2 separate regions of the Mus musculus genome follow, and region 1 is linked to region 2. Evidence: chromatin loops called from intact Hi-C (ENCODE). Cell type or tissue: left cerebral cortex. All regions are shown on one strand. Each heading gives the region's core, and the rest is flanking DNA. Links, peaks and the distances in the headings are about the cores only. Region 1 overlaps Txn1 (thioredoxin 1). Region 2 holds the start of Ecpas (Ecm29 proteasome adaptor and scaffold).

Region 1 (5,371 bases), core at 169-5,168, 960 kb after region 2:
GTAATCTCATCAACTGGGACTCAGGTCCCAGCTAAGGACCCTCGGATTTGGATCGGTACCCCAGGTGACTGCTAAGGAGCAAGGTCCAGGCCGCTCCCTAGAGACTCCTCCTCCTGCGTCGCAGGGCGTGTTTCTGGCAGCTCTGGCTCTGGAATGACTCTTTTCTTATTGAGGATCAATCGTGGTCCAGATGTGGGTGTCATCAGAGCAGCCTGCCATACCACCTTGACCTGTGTCTTACAATAAAGAATAGGTGCTGTGGCCTCTGATAATTACATAAGGGGAGATTTTGTAAGAGAATTATCTGCAACAACCAGTGGTGGTTGGGAACAGTGGTTTCCATTGCTCTGCCCGCTCTTCACACCCAGACATGGATTTGATGGGCAAGTCTGACTAGACGTCTCTGGAAGCTGTCGTAGCCATTCTGTAGTGTTCTCAGAAATGACATGTGATTGTTTTCCTTGAAAGAAAAAAAAATGTGAGATAGAAATTAAAAACCTAAAAACTGTATCCAGGGCCAAAGAGACGGCTTAGCAGATAAGAGGATTGGGTGTTCTTCCATAGGGTAGGGTGGGGCTCAATACCCAACACCAACATGGTCACTTATACCCATCTCTAACTCCAGTTCCAGAGCATCTGATACCCTCTTCTGGCTTCTTAGGACACCAGGCACACAAGTGATGTACATAAATACATGCAGACATAAACACTGATACTCATAAATAAATAAATGCAAATATAAGAAACAGTAAATATAAATTAAAATTAAAGTAAGTATACCCCCATGAAAATGCATTAGGTTTTAACTAGGGGTGTGTGTGTGGTTATAAGATATTTACTTTCCTTTGTTGGACCAGATATAATATTCTTAATTTGTCTTAGTTTTTGCTAAATAATTTGACCAGCATTTTTCCCAGAAGGAAATGTTGGCTTCAGATACAACTTGTGTGTGTTGCTTTGATTCACTTTGTTGCCCCGGTTTGGGTTTTGGTCACTCTCCATGACTAATGGTGGTTTGAATGAGTCCCTGGTGACTAGACTGTTAGGTTCCTAGGGTTACAGTCTCAAGGCTTTTAGTAAATAATTCAGAGAGGTTGGCAGTGAGGGTTTGTTTTTTTTTTTTTTTAATCATTTTTGCTGGGGATTTCATATGACAGAATAATTCCTTCTTGAGAAACCAAAACTTGGATTCATGTAAAGAACAGAGTTTTGATCCATAGGGCAAAAGCCAAAGGTGGATAAACCAGAAAGATCCCAACTCTATAGGCCCTGGTTAAAGCACACAGAAGGGGCTGGAGTGCTGGCGTGGTGGTTAAGAGACCCTCAGGCAGTACCCACTACCCATGGCTCCAGCTCTAGGGGGGATCCCAAGACCCCTCTCGGCACCAGCAGATACACACACAAATTAAATCTTAACACAGCAACACACAGGACATTATGCTAGTGATGAGCTGAGTAGGAGACTGCTCTCCTGGACTCTGCCTTGGGGTCAGAGGTTTTCCCATGTTTTACTCTAGACAAATACGGTAAGTGTTGCCTTCATTTGACCCTTGGTTAAGTAACTTGTGACTTCCCCATTGCTTAACTGTGTCTTCTTGTGGAGCTTCTTCAGTTTTTGAGGCTCCTTTCACCAACCCCCTAAGAATCCACTATCTATCACAGAACTGATTTTAAAGGGTAAACATTTTTACCACAAATGCCTATTTCCCTTTCTTGTATTTAGTGTAAATGTTGGTTATGTGCTAAGGATGTAACTCAGAGGCAGGTGCCAGGCCCTGGGTCCATACACCACCTCAGGTTAGGCAGTTCGTAATATCTTATACATATTCCTGAAGACTTGAAGACCAATACACTCTGCTTATATCACCTGATCAAGTATAATAATGCCAACTGTGTGCAGGATTCCTTTCAGGCCACTTTATGTGGTTGCTTTGGATTAAAAGATAGGCCCGAAGAGCCGAACCTCATCTTTTGTACTTAATATCTCTTTGTTGCTGATTTGCATGTTTGCTTGGGTCTTTTTGGAGGATATGGGGGAGGGGGGGTCCTCACTGACTGGCCTGGAACTGGCCACTGTGGTAGACCATGTTGGCCTCCAGCGTGAGTGCTGGGTTTAAAGGCGTGGTGGCACCTGGCCACATCTCACGGAAAGTGAAAGTATATGATGTGTAACACAGGTGTTTCTTTCTCCCTCTGCAGGAAGCTTTTCAGGAGGCCCTGGCCGCCGCGGGAGACAAGCTTGTCGTGGTGGACTTCTCTGCTACGTGGTGTGGACCTTGCAAAATGATCAAGCCCTTCTTCCATGTGAGTGGAGTAGCAGTGAGCTTTGAGGCTGGGTGGTAGACCCAAGCCAGAGAAAAGGATTGAAATTAATGGGTGCGAGGAGTTTGCTGTTTGCTTTATTTTATTCTCCTGTGTCATTGGCTTAAAAGTAGTACTAGCATGGAAACTTACGTAATATAGTTCATTGAGGACAACTTTGGGGAGTTTTGTTGTCTTAAATAATTTTGTCCCCTGCCCCAGGATCTCCCCCCCCCCTTCCCTGATTTGATACCTGGGCCTAGTGTGAAATTCGGCCTTCAAAGTTACAGTGCCGAATTACTTTACTCTTAGGAACACTTGACTGAGAGACAGCTGTGTCCCTGGCGCTTGCTTCATCTCTAGGCTGAATTTTTAGACCTGGCTAGTGAGATTGCTCAGTGGGGGAAAAAAAAGACACATGGCTCACCCTGCCAGCCTGAGGATCTGAGTTTGATCCTCAAAACCCACCCTGGAAAGACAGAACCAGTTCCCAGAGGTTGCTCTCGGACTTCCACATGCACCTGTACACATTTACATCAATAATAATGCAATAATAAATAAAATAAGTTCTTTCAAAATAAGTGTATGGAGCTGGAGAGATGGCTCAGTGGTTAAAAGCACTGGCTGCTCTTGCAGGGGACTTTGGTTTGGTTCCCAGCACCCAAATGGGAGAGTCACAACCTTCTATAACTCTTGTGGGGTGTTCAGCGCCCTCTTCTGGCCTTTGCAGGCGCCAGGCACACCCATGGTGTACAGACATACATGTAACCAAACCACCCGTATGCATAAGCTAAAATTAAATAAATGTTTAATCTCTGTTACATTTCCTTTGAAGACGCTTAACTATGTTGAATGCTATTATCCAGTTCTAACGCTTCTTGGTTTGTTTGAATGTTTCCAGTCCCTCTGTGACAAGTATTCCAATGTGGTGTTCCTTGAAGTGGATGTGGATGACTGCCAGGTACGTAGTACGAAATCGGATGCTACCAAACACCTTCACAGTGGCCTCCACTGGAGTCTACCCTGTTGTTTAAAATAAAAACGTCCAGTAATACTAGAAGTGGGACTCTAAGAAGTTCTATTTCGGAAGAATAGGGCGTGTGCCAGTTATGGGTGTGGTCCTAGACACTCAGAGAGCTGTGTTTGCACATCTAGAGTAAGCATCTCACCACTCGCAGCCTGTGGGGGCCTTTGGGGCCTATATTCTACATCCCCCCGCCCCCAGATGATCACTGGAAATAAGTTCACTTTGGCTCTAAGAGATAGTAGACTAGGTGGCATCGTGGAATTGTGAGGCCACTGTTGAGGTGCTCTGAACTTCTCGTGTGTGGGAACTGTATCCACGGGCTCTTTCTAAAAAGAATATTGTTATTCGTATGCTTGGTCTGAATCGGTGAGAAAGCCCTGGCATTACAACAAACATTAGAGTCACCCTGGTGCCTTAGAGAGCTGGGGGGAACTTAAGGGGAAACTCACAGCCTGGCTTTATTTAGCAAGTTCATGCCTGTTGTGCACTCAGCTCTGTTCTGTATACTTTCCACATTCTGATATCGTTCCTCTCCCGTTCCCCATGCTGCCCTGCTTTAGGGATGGGAAAGCTGAGACAGAGAAGACTTGTTCTTGCAGAGCCAGTATTTAAAATGAGGAAGCATACCTCCTCTGCCCTTGGCTCTTACTCTCCCCAGCTTCTTAGCATATGCCCTTTGCTCTCACACAGGCCACTGGGCTGGAAAGGCCTGTGTGGTATGGAGCACCAGGGCCCCGAGGAAGGATGCGTGAGTGCTTTTACTTGCCCTGGGACAGAAAGAAGTTAGCGAATGGGGTGGCCGCAAAGGTATTGGTCTCACTGGGTTCTGCTTTAAGCTAATCTCCCATCTTTTTCAACCCTGGTTCTCAGTCTATAATGAGATCTCTGTACCTAGCCATCAGCTTGGCAAAAGTTCGGGAGGGTCACATGAGGTGTTCAGAGGTCCTCTTCAGGCTCCCAGTATCCCCAGCATGGCTGTCCTCAGTACACTTTCTGGCCTGTCTTCGCTTGTGTGTCTCCCCGGCCTGTCCTTTCCTACCTGGCTAAACCATAGTCACAAGCTTCGCTTCTTCATTTACCTATGCTATACCCTCAGTCAGCTTTTCTTCTGAGCCTACAGTGGTACAAGAAGAGATGGACCCCGTGCCCCTACTGCTGGTTGCCTGTCCCTTATGAACAGTGGAGGCTTGCTTGGGTTGTTTCTCTGTGCCTTGCTTTCATCCTCTAAATGGCAGTGTTGTCCAGTGTCACAATCCAGATTGAGCAAGACCGTAATTATGAAGCCTTTGGAGTGCCTGGCTCCTAAATACTTGGTGAAACGTGACTGCTTTTATAGGTAGTGAGCATCCAATATCCAAAGTGGTCTGAGATCCAAGCAGTTTTGAAAGTCTGTGCAGATATTATGAAACCTAGAAACCCTAAAACACACCTGGTCCTAAGCATTTTGACTAAGGGATACTCCATTGTAATTGTCTATCACTTGTCTTTGTAAAATGGCTAAGAAGTTACTCTTCTAATAGAGTTAGGGAGGAAGTTGAGGGCATAACCTGCTTGTCGGGGGAAGAAAATTCTTGTTCTCTGTTTTCACAAACTTAGTCTGTCCGTAGTACCCATCCCCAGCCTCTTCATACATAGCTGCCTAAGACTATCGGGAAACGCATATTTACATTGCGAGTCTCTACAGTAGCAAAATTAGTTATGAAGTAGCAGTTTTATGGTGGGGGTCACCTTAGCCTGAGGAAATGTATTAAAGAGTCGCAGCAATAGGAAGGTTGAGAACCACTGCTATATGGTTAATTAGCCAGGAGATGTTTACTCTTGGTTTAGATCAGTTGACCCTGTCAGATAATTCTACAGGCACTGAAGTCTCCTGGGCCCTCTGCCTGTGTATCTGTGAGAGTGTTTTAACGCTCACCCTAGGGATGGAGAAGGGACTTCAGCACAGCCGGTGATGGAGGCAGAGGAAGGCCCTGTGGAACTGAGGACAGGTGCCCCTGCCTCAGTCCTGACCCCTTCAAAGATATATATGTACAGCAGCTGGGG
Region 2 (5,371 bases), core at 102-5,101:
AGCCTCTGCTCAAGAGCTCAGAGATGCTAACACCAAGGAAACTATTCTTGCCACTATTTTTTTTCTGAGATTTTGTTTTATGTGTGTGGGTGTTTTGTCTGCACATGCACGTCTGTTCCCCACACGCATGCAGTGCCCGCAGAGGTTAGAAGGTGTCAGTCAGATCTTGTGGAACTTGAGTTACAGATGGTTAACTGCCATTTGGACCCTGGGAAGTGAACAAGGGTCTTCTGGGAGAGCAACCATGCTTCTAACCACTGAGCCATCTCTCCAGCCTCTATCCTTGCCATCTCTGAACACCTAAATAGATAAAAAAAAGACCCTTAGCCAGCCTTTCATGACATTTAGAGTGTTTTACTATAGAGTACAGAACTAGGAGAGTTCGTATGCATCAAACGGCTGACAAGTTTTGAATCCTTTCTGAGGAGTAGTGGACAATGGTACTGGGAGGGGTGGAGAGACATTTCTGTACTTTAGTATTGTTTATAAATGGTCATTGCATTTATTTTGGAAGAAATGCCAAACCAAAGAGCAAGAATGTCCACTAAAAAAGCACTGAGGCTCAGAGCACTATACAAATCTAGTCAGTTTCAAGTCCCCAGGAGGGAGAGGGTGGAGTTAGTCTGGAGTTAGTCAATCTGGAGAGTAGGGTGAGATTGGGGATATGGGAATGGGGCTGGGGAGAAGGTACATATACTATTAAGTCATTAACAAATGGTAATGTAGTTCTTCCAATTAATAGTGAAAGTGTTTGTGGGGGTTGAAAACATTTACCCAGAACCTGGACTCCACCTGTGTTTGCTTTTCTGTCACTGTGACAAGTTTATGACCATTTAAAATGAGTAAAAAAACAAAACTGTATTTGGCTCACAGTTTCAGAGGTGTGGTACATGGTCACTTGGTTCCATTGCTGTGGACTTGAGGTGGGGCTGGACACGTGGCAGGGTGTGTGTGATGAAATAAAGCAGCCCCTCTCACGGCAAACACGAAGCAGACAGCAATGACAGGAAGAGGCCATTGCAACACAGTCCCTAAGAACACACCTCCAGTGATATACTTCCTTCAGTTAGCCCCACCTCCTGCTTTTCCATGGGCAATGGAGCTGTGCAATCAGTATTAACCTCTGATTAGGCCAGACTCTCAGGATCTAATTATTGTCCCAAAGTCCAGCATTAGGCAAAACAAGCAGCAGGGAAGGAGTGTGTGTGTGTGTGTGTGTGTGTGTGTGTGAGAGAGAGAGAGAGAGAGAGAGAGAGAAAGAGAGAAAGAGAGAGAGAGACCATATCCAAGTTTTATCACTATGAACCAAACTGAACCTGGGGCTATACATGTGTGCAGAACTAGGTCTTGAAGCATCAACAAATTCTACATTTAATAATTTTTCTCTTGGGTGTGAGATGGGTGAGGTAGCTGAACTAGGAGGAAGGACTCTTATTTTTATGATAATGACAAAGATAATGTAACTTTCTTTGTAAATGTAAAATTAATACAGGAAGTAACATGGTCAGTGTTTGTTGCTATCTCGTACTTGCCTAAGTTACATTGGGAGCCGCATGTATTCAAATTTCAAGGCATTATCTAGGGCCCTAGGGATTCCATTTTGCGGGAATATATGCAACTTCAGTTCATTTAGGGTCTCGATTATTTTCTTTTCCTCTAAAAATGTCTTTGATCTGGCACCTAATTTCTTTCTTTTTTTTTTTTTTTTGGTTGTTCTTATAGTAACCATATAAGCCCTTGATTTGAATTCCATTTTGCAGCTGTACACGACCTCATGGACCAACGAGAGGCTTAAAGTTAAAAGTTGGGATTGCCACTAAACTCGGGTTAAGAAGAAGGACTCTAAAGCACGTCTTGGTAGCTCAAATATCGTGGTTTCCGGCCCTTCCCTGGCTCGCAGCTCGCTCGGGAGGCTAACGTTAGGGGAGCATCCCCCAGGGTGAGCCCTCGGTGCAGGTCCCTCTGGGCTTTAACTTCGGGGCTGCTCGGAGGCCCGGCCTGAGTCAGCGCGGCGGCCGAGAAGTTGGGCGCGAGGCGCAGGGCGGGGCTTCCTCCTCTTCCTCCTCCTCCTCCTCCGATTCGAGCCCCGCTCTACTTTTCCGAGTCCGCGTCTCTTCCTCCGTCCGGGCGCGTGTTCCTCCAGCTCCGACCAGGCGGACGTGACAGCCGCAGACCTTTAACGCCACAGCCCGGGGCGGGGAAGCTCTCCGCGGCAGCCAGGACAGCCCGGCTCCGCTCGGCCGCACGCAGGCTCCTCCGGAGCGGCCGCGCGTCTCCTCGGGCCCGGCCCGTCCTCCACCTCGCTGGGTCGCCGCAGCATCCCGGGCTATGGAGACCGGCTCCGACTCAGGTCAGAGGCCGCGTGCTTGCGTGCGGCTGAGGGAATGAGGCTCAGGTCCAGGGGTTGGCCCGCCGCGTCTGCGTCTCCCGCTCCGCGCCGGGGAAGCTTGGCGGCGGCAGGTGGGCAGGACGCGGCGCGAGCGAGGCAGCGAGGGCGGGCGAGCGGGCGCGCGAGGGGCCGGCGGAGGCGGAGGGGGAGGGGGGAGGATGGCTCAGCTCTTTCTAAATATAAGAGCCGGCGTGAGGCTAGCAAGCCGGGCGCCGAGCCGAAGAGCCGCCGCGCGGTCACTCGGCCGCACGGGCGGCAGCGGCTCCTCCGAGGCGCGAGGCTGAGAGGGAGCTCCCGAGTCGCGAGCTCGCGAGGCGCGGCGAGAGCGACGCTCGCAGCGCAGAGGACGCAGGCAGCGGGCGGGCCTCGAGGGCGCAGCGCGGCCCGCGTGAGAGACCCGAGGCGGCTCCGGGCCCCTGCGGCACGGCGCGGCGCGGCGCGGCACCGCACGGCACGGCACGGCGACGGCCGCGAGCCCCCCTCGCCGGCCGCCCGCCCGCCCCTCCCTCGCTCGCTCCCGGGCGCAACATGGCTGCGGCCGCCGCCTCCGCCTCCCAGGACGAGCTGAGTAAGTGCGGCGCGGAGCCTGCAGCTGGGAGCGGGATTTAACTCCACGCAGGACCGGGGCTGGGCCCGGCCAGACACGGGAGGCTGGGGGGGCGCGGGGCCGGGCAAGTGGGTGTGCGGTGGTCTCGGCACGGGGCTCCGGGGCTCAGGCCTGGCGGGAGGGCGGGCGAACAGGCGCGGGCCGCCGCCGCGGGCGCTCGTAGGCCGCAGGTTTGCAATGTCACGTCGTGAAATTGAAACCAGAGCCCCGGGCTTAGCTACCCCTGCTCGAAATCTGCTTCGGCCCGGGCTTTGGGGGGATCCCGGGCCCCTGGCTTGCTACCGGAGCTGGCGCGCGGCCTGTCGCCCCCAGGTCGGACTGTGTCCACCCGTCCGTTCCGTCAGACCCCCCGCATGTCCCTTGATTCTGACTGACGGGCGAATTCTGGACGTGGAGCTTTGGGGAAGGGGAGAGGGTTGCCTTTCCCGCACCTCCAAGGAATCGGCAGAAAGGTCACAGATGGGAGATGACTTTCAGGTTGAAGCTGTAAAGGCCAATAGGGCCGCTGTTAATGGCAGAAAAACAAAACAAAACAAAAAACAAAACGAGGGTGACGGAGCTGTCAGAAAGGAGAGAGTCCCACTCCATGCCAAGCGTTGCGATTTTCCAGGGGATGACGATCCAAGCTCGCTGGGAGCAGTGGTCGCCCTTAATGCCAGGCCGCCCAGCCTGCTGCCCGTGTTCCACTCTATGCTTTGTGGGAAGTGTAGTTCTAGGATGTTGTCAGCCTATTCTGGGGTCATAAATATTCAGTTTTCGTGAGATATGTAGGATAATCGATTGCGTTTTGGGTGGTTGGTTCAAATGCTTTAGGGTATTTACGAGAAACCTACTCCCCTATGTTGCCCTTCAGTAAAGACTAACAAAGAAAGGTGTTATTTGAGGATGATGTGTATTTTAAATGCCAGCATGGGTGAGGTGTTGTAAGCGTATGTTTGTGAAGCTTATGTTATTAAAGCGTCTCAATCGCCATGTGAAAGTAGTTAAACTTAATTTATGTTTCTTTGGTGCTTGGCATTTGAAAGCTACTTTTATGAACGTGATCTCACTTTTGCCCTCATAACAACCTTGTGTGGCAGGTAGGTAGGAATTATCCCTTGTTTCAAAGAGGAGGCATAAACGTTTAGAGGGATTAAGTTCCATGCTGCTTTGAACTGGTGGAGCAGGAGTGCTAGTTGCTCGGTTGGAAGCTGAAGTACGCGTTTGGTTTGGCTCTGGGAAGAAAGGAGACTCTGAGGAGAGCAAGAAGAGGGAGGTCTCCGGTACGGAGAGGTAGATGGAGGTGGCCACAGTGTTGAGTGTTTGCCTCACAGTCCCAATGGAACCAACACTTGACCTTTGAAGAGACCAATTTCTCAGTTTTATTTTTCAGTGTTTTTATGGTGGTGTGATACGCATCACAAGATTTATCATCCTAACCATGTTTTAAGTGTGAAGTTCAGGGTCATTGTGTACATGGACTCTGTTGTGCAATCACCACCTCCGTCCATCTTCAGGATTCTTCCATCTTTCAAGACTAAAATTCTGTAATTGTTAAACAACTCCTTCCCTCCTCTTCCTTGAATCCCCTGGCAGCCACTTTTCTGCTTTTTGTCTCTGAACTTCACCATATAACTTTTCACTGTTTGTCTCCCCCCCACTCCCCACCCCGTTTTGTGGCTGTGTTTTTTTTTTTTTAATTTAGTATAATGTCTTCAAAGTTTATCCTTGCTATAACATCTGCCATGATTTTCTTTCTAAGATTGAATAATTCTCTCTTGCATGTAATACATTTTCTTATCCATTCATCTTACTATGGATGAATGCTTCCAAATTTTAGTTGCCATCCATAATGCTGCAGTGGTCCTCCTTTCAGTTCTTTTGGGAATAACCCTTAACTTTTGAGGAACTGCCGCTTTCTTTGTTTCACTTTTGTGGTTCTGGGGATTGAAGCCAGAGCCTTTGACATTAGTATGAAGTGCTAGTATGTGAGTGCTCTGCCACCAGTCACACTCCCAGCCTGCCATTTGTCTTTTTCCCAGTGACCATGCCATTTCACACTCCCATCAACACTGCATAAAGGGTTTCACTTCTCCATATTATTGTCAATAATTATTAGTTTCTGTAATCTCACTAGTACCATTTTAGCAGACATCAGGTCATCTGATATCAATTAGAAATAATATGTATTTTAAAATTGACGTGTCTCATGGTGTTTGGGTTTCTGTTGTAACACTAACATTAACATTTCAGTTACTGGTAGAGATGGGAAAGAAAATGAGAAAGAGTTAACAATTTGGAGTGGTTCAAGTGTTTCTGTATCTACAGTGTGCACTTATATATCAGATACCTGTTAAGATGCTGAGGGTATTTCTGGTTAAGAGATTTATTGGCGT

What was found. A loop is a pair of places that touch in the nucleus more often than their neighbours do. Peaks named below come from ENCODE experiments on the same cell type or tissue, not always from the same donor. Only the 100,000 strongest peaks of a DNase experiment are listed, where the experiment ranks them.
Region 1: a loop joins it to region 2, with 2.9 times the contacts of the local background. A loop is called at or near these places in 3 of 42 quality-filtered maps.

The regions. Positions count from the first base shown.
Region 1 is chr4:57,948,730-57,954,100 of GRCm38, reverse strand. Txn1 (thioredoxin 1) reads left to right here. Exons shown (of 5, transcript NM_011660.3): 2 at 2,200-2,304; 3 at 3,203-3,262. Among named protein-coding and RNA genes, the nearest start is that of Txn1, 5.0 kb to the left of the region's middle. In left cerebral cortex, for the core only: a CTCF peak has its summit at 3,037 (motif pointing left); no DNase peak of the experiment used is centred there.
Region 2 is chr4:58,909,455-58,914,825 of GRCm38, reverse strand. Ecpas (Ecm29 proteasome adaptor and scaffold) reads left to right here and starts at 2,077. Exons shown (of 49, transcript NM_172381.3): 1 at 2,077-2,350. The coding sequence starts at 2,329. In left cerebral cortex, for the core only: a CTCF peak has its summit at 2,422; DNase peaks (open chromatin) are centred at 2,557, 2,835, 3,165, 3,558 and 1 more place; H3K4me3 peaks cover 2,925 bases; H3K27ac peaks cover 2,430 bases.